Regions from separate parts of the Homo sapiens genome. Here region 1 is linked to region 2. Evidence: chromatin contacts called from ENCODE Hi-C or POLR2A ChIA-PET data. All regions are on one chromosome and are shown on one strand. Each heading gives the region's core, a stretch centred on a gene start or an enhancer-like site at or near the end of the contact. The rest is flanking DNA. Distances are from core to core; before and after follow the strand shown. Region 1 has its middle 210 kb from the start of JCAD. Region 2 overlaps SVIL (supervillin).

Evidence for each region. Hi-C counts contacts between places; a loop is a spot of excess contacts on that map. ChIA-PET counts read pairs that join two places held with the same protein, here RNA polymerase II (POLR2A). Pooled maps may share reads with other maps.
Region 1: a loop to region 2 is called in a map of left cardiac atrium, with 3 times the contacts of the local background. The contact joins two enhancer-like sites. A Hi-C loop is called at or near these places in 3 of 168 maps with a recorded cell type or tissue (Right ventricle myocardium superior, left cardiac atrium and sciatic nerve) and 2 of 50 pooled maps. POLR2A ChIA-PET finds 5 or more read pairs at or near these places in 2 of 52 experiments (GM10248 and naive thymus-derived CD4-positive, alpha-beta T cell).

Annotation. Positions count from the first base shown.
Region 1 is chr10:29,848,666-29,851,365 of GRCh38, forward strand. No RefSeq gene overlaps it. Among named protein-coding and RNA genes, the nearest start is that of JCAD, 210 kb to the right of the region's middle. Within about 2 kb of position 1,331, at least 5 of the 41 ENCODE cell types and tissues checked have a DNase peak (open chromatin) inside an H3K27ac peak, as active enhancers do.
Region 2 is chr10:29,617,403-29,620,102 of GRCh38, forward strand. All of the region lies in intron 1 of SVIL (supervillin), which reads right to left. Among named protein-coding and RNA genes, the nearest start is that of SVIL, 16 kb to the right of the region's middle. RefSeq lists enhancers at 674-1,304, 1,305-1,934. Within about 2 kb of position 1,394, at least 21 of the 41 ENCODE cell types and tissues checked have a DNase peak (open chromatin) inside an H3K27ac peak, as active enhancers do.

The DNA.
Region 1 (2,700 bases), core at 81-2,580, 230 kb after region 2:
ACCTGAGGTCAGGAGTTCGAGACCAGTCTGGCCAACATGGCAAAACCCTGTCTCTACTAAAAATACAAAAATTAGGCCAGGTGAAGTGGCTCACACCTGTAATCCCAGCACTTTGGGAGGTGGACACGGGTGGATCACCTGAGGTCAGCAGTTCGAGACCAGCCTGACCAACATGGAGAAACTCTGTCTCTACTAAAAAAAAAAAAAACAAAAAAAATTTACCCAGGTGTGGTGGTGCATGCCTGTAATCCCAGCTACTCAGGAGGCTGAGGCAGGAGAATCACTTGAACCCAGGGGGCAGAGGTTGCGGTGAGCTGAGATTGAGCTATTGCACTCCAGTCTGGGCAACAAAAGTGAAACTCCATCTTGGAAAAAAAAAAAAAAGGCAGGTGTGGTGGCGGATGCCTGTAATCCCTGCTACTTGGGAGGCTGAGGCAGGAGAATTGTTCCAACCTGGGAGGTGGAGGTTGCAGCGAGCTGAGATCGCACCATTGCACTCCAGCCTGGGCAACAAGAGCGAAACTCCGTCTCAAAAAATGAATAAATAAATAAATAAATAAAGCAGAACACTCACATGTCCCTCTACAATCACCTCCCCACCCATACTGGCCCCAGGCAACCACTTTTCTGTTTTCTGTCACTCCAGATTAGTTTTGCCTTTTCAAGAATTTCCTATAAATGGAATCATATGTCATATTTTAAGCTTCTGTAAAACAAATGGAAAAGCCAGAGAAACCCCATCCATTGGAATGGGGTCTACCAGTGTGGATCTGGATATGCTTGGCCAGCTTTTCTTGGCACTGCTCAAATTGGAGATAGACTATCCTATAGGCACAGCTCTTGCTCTTCCCTGGCTCACGGTCCCACCACACTCTAGCTCAGGCTTCTCTCTGTGGCACTCTGTACTCACGGCGATTTCTCCCTCGCTTTTGGAGCTGCCTTTCCCTTCTTGGCCCACATCTACCAACTGGAAAAGAAAACAGAAAATGAAACCGCTGGAAAGGCATCTTTCCTGGAGAGTCTGCTAATCTTTGTGGAGAACCACACAGGAAGCATGTCCCCTCAGTTCTCACTGACATCCCAGATAATGTAAACTCCCCACTTCCTGTACAGCTGGCTCAGGAATTGGCCTCTCTGACACAATGAAGGAAGCTTCAGTTTCTCATTATTTAACAGTTGGACACCCACTTGCTCTCTTGGATCCTAGGGCTATCTTTCCCTCTTTTTTCAAGGGTTTTGTTTTCTTTCTTCATCTGGTTCACCTTCAGATTTAAGAAAGTGTGAGAGAGAATGATGGTCTAGTCTTTTCATCATTTCTTCTTCTCGCTAAACCTGTCTGGTTCTTCATCCATATGCGGAACATTTTTTATGACTGAGTAGACAGAAATGGGCTTCTGGAGCCCAGCTATCATTTGACATATTGTTGTTATTCTTCCCAGTAAAAACACTTCCACAAAAGAGCAACTGGTGGTAACTGAATATGTCTGCAGAAAAAAAGAAAATAAATATGCAGTACATTTCAATATGAGAACATTTTCCCTCCTCTGGCTTCCTGGAGTATATAGTGCAGGTGGCAAGGAAATATCCTTTGCCTTACACAGTATAAAGGCTAGACCAGCGGTTCTCAAAATGCAATCCTTAGACAGTGGCATCAGTGTCACCTGGCATATTGTTATCTATTGCTGCATCGCATGTATCCCAAAACTCAGTGGTGTTAAACACCAGTCAACATTTATTATTTCTCACAGTTTCTGTGGGTCAGGAATTTAGCTTAACTGGCTGGGGTCCCATGAGATTACAGACAAGATGTTACCCAGAGCTGTGGTCTCATCTGAAGGCTCTATGAAATCAGTTTCCAAGGTGGCACACACAGGCGGCTGGCAAATTTGTGCCAGGTGTTGGTGAGATGCCTCATTTCCTCCCTAGGTTGCTCACGTGTCCTCCAGACACGAAGGTCTGCCTTTCCCAGAGGGTGTGATCCAAGAGAGAGGGTGTGGAAACTGCTGTGCCTTTTAGAGCCTTGTCTTAAAATCACATGGCCATCTATTAACATCAAACATAGTTAGAAACAAGTCATTTAATCTAGATCACACTTAAGGGGAGGAAAAGAAGTCTCCACCTTTTGAAGGCAGGAATGTGAAAAAGGTTGTGGACATATTCTAAAAATTACACACCTGGCCAAGAAATGCACTTTCTTGGGCCACACTCCAGACCTACTGAATCAGACACTGTGGGGCTGGGTCCATCAGTCTGTTTTCACAAGCCCTCTGGGTGATTTTGGTGCTGGCTAAAGTTGGGGAACGACCAGGTTGGACAAAAGGACACTAAGAAAACCTCAACTCACTTGTAGTGAAGCCTCACCAGCCAGGGCTACCTTCTAGAATCTAGAAGCTGAGTTTTCATGAATCCACTGAGAGATAATGGCCTTACTTCAAGTTCATCTATAGCAAAGGTACAGTAGGCAGAATGATCCCCCACGCCCCCACAATGTCCATGTCCTAATCCCAGAAACCTTTGACTATGTCACCTGACATGACAAAAGGGACTTTGCAAATGTGATTAAGTTAAGTATCTTGAGGTGGGATATTAACCTGGATTATCCAGTCGGGCTCCAGTTAATCAGAAAGGATTTTCATAAAAGAGAGACAGGAGTTAGATGGAGGAAGGGGCCATGAGCCAAGGAATACAGCCAAGCCCTAG
Region 2 (2,700 bases), core at 144-2,643:
TTTGTATTTTGTACTAAAAATACAAAAAATTAGCCAGGCGTGGTGGTGCGCACCTGTAGTCCCAGCTACTTGGGAGGCTGAGGCAGGAGAATCGCTTGAACCCGGAAGGCAGAGGTTGCGGTGAGCCGAGATCGTGCCACTGCACTCCAGCCTGGGCGAAAAAGGAAAACTAATCTAAAAAAAAAAAAAGAAAGAAAGAAAAAAAAAGAGAAATTCTGTCTACTTAAGAAAATCTCCACCAAGGATGCAGATGTAAACTACTTTTTGGAGATTCATTGGAAGCATCCTTACGAGGTGACAGTGACTATGAGCTTTTGGTGGACACTCCAAAATATACAGTCTACTTGCTGGTGGACTCCAAGTTTTCAATAGAGATTACACTTTTCTCAAATTAGTTTCAGTGTGGCTCTCTATGGAACAATAGAAATAATAAAGCCGGCCAATGCAGGCCAAATTTGACAGCAAATGGAGATAACTGATTTAAAAGACAGATGCCTGAAAGAACAGTCCACAGTCTGGCCAAGACGTTAAGAGGTTTTCAAGTCCTAAAGTACCAGCCATCATTACATTATCATGGGCCATATGAAAACATCCTGCAGCCTCTAATCCATGATAAAGTGATGGGACGTGCACAGAGACTGTTGTAAGGAGCTCGCTGACACAGGCAGGAGACCACTGTGTAAGGAGCTTGCTGACGCAGGCAGCAGAGCACTGTTCTCCTGGGGAGGCGGGCTAATCCTGTCCTCTTGAGGAGGGAGGGTGTTTAAATGCATTTGATTTTAGTGAAAGCTCTAGAAAGCGCCAAAAATCCAACAGCTGCACACAGTTCCGATTAGGAACCATGACCTCAACTCGTAATTTTTGGGAAAGGAGGATTTATTGTATTGTTTGTCAAATTCAAGTTTTATTTTATGTCCATAAAGCTGTGGAAAGGAAAACACCGTCTTTTCTGACTACAACAGGCTGTTTGCAGCTCCCTGACAATATGACACCCTGCTGAAGAAGCACAGCCTCTGGGGCTTCAGGTAGGATTTTTCTGGATTACTGGTTGCACAAAGCAAAAGTCAAAGCATGTTCAGACCCCAGCCTTCCTAAGCTCTGCTTCTCACACAGACCCACCATGCCTGGCCCAGCCTGGACGCTCTTGACCACCTTCAAAGCCCAAATGCCTTCTTTTCACTCATGTGTGACGACTATCTAGTTACAAGGATACAAGCAGTCCCCAGAGAATTTACTGGGTCTTTTCAGAGGCAATAGGCTCTGCCCCAAACCCTGGACTACTCCTTTCCTTCCAGGTTACAAATAAGCTCTTGCAGCAGATTTTTTTTTTTTTTTGAGACAAGGTGTCGCTTTGTCATCCAGGCTGGAGTGCGGTGGCGCAATCAGAGCTCACTGTAGCCTCAAACTCCTGGACTCAGGGAATTCCCGCCCCCTCAGCCTCCTGAGTAGCTGGGACTACGGGCATAGGCCACCGTAGACAGCTAATTTTCAGCAAACACCTTAACACAGAGAGCCAGTGTGGCCACCAAGTGCTCCACTGCCCCTTAAACAGGTAGGAAGGGGATTTTGGGCTAAAAGTGGCAACTCAAGATCCAGGTAGCTTTGTCTAAAGTAGCCCAGTAACAATCGAACCCCTGAACGGAAAGATAATCAAACACAGAACAAACCATGGCCATGGCCAGAGGCGCTAGAATTTAAACTGGAAGCCGTGAAAATTCTTTGAATTTCTTAGAGGACTGACAGAAGTCATTATGCGCAAAAAAAATTGTATTCCCCCAGTCATCCACGTTTACATTTTATGAGATACTTTGTTTGCTGAAGAATACACGTTTTAGGAGATTTTCAGTCCCAGAGAAGAAATATTTTCAAATGGATTGTGACTCCCTGCGGATGCGTATGTGAGGAAAACCAGGGATGTGAAGGTCAGGATTTTGTGCAAACTTTAATGACTCTTCTGCCAAAATGATTTTGTTCAGTTAAAACTAAAACTAACCAGACGTATGACACATATTTACAGTCAGGGTCAAGAGTGTTTACTCTTCAGCAGTTAGCTTTGAAAACAAAAGAGCTTTGACCACAGATGGACTGAAGGGAACCAAAGCTGGAATGGAGAGCTCCCTGGAAGTGTAAGAGCCAAACTCACAGCCCTGCTTTCCAAAGCCCACCACTTCCAGGAGTCGGCCATGAATTCAGATGATGAGCTTCGTGGCAATATCTATTTTTAAAGGCCAGCACACACATACAATATGATATGGTTTCCCTGAGAAAGCCACAACTGCCAAATAATTACCACATTTCTAATTTTAAATTTGAGTTAACAAACACCAAAGCATAAGCTGAGGGTTGATTTTAATTTTTGCTCTACTAAAATCAAACTCGATTGTCATGTACTCATTTTCTCCTCATTACAAACTACATTTTAAAAAATATTATGACAAACTACATTTTTAAAAAGATTATTGCAAACTACATTTTTTTTAAATGTGGATTTTTTTGGATGTTACGCATACATAGGTACACATACATGTATAATACATACATACACAAAGATAACAGAGAAGAAAAAATGACCAATCCTAAGAAGAAATAACAGCTTCTTTCCACAAGGTATCATGAAGCCTAGAAATCAGAATTCATGTTTCAAATTATAATAATTTTTAAAGTTTTTTTAGTATTAGCAATATTAAGAAAGCCATCAGA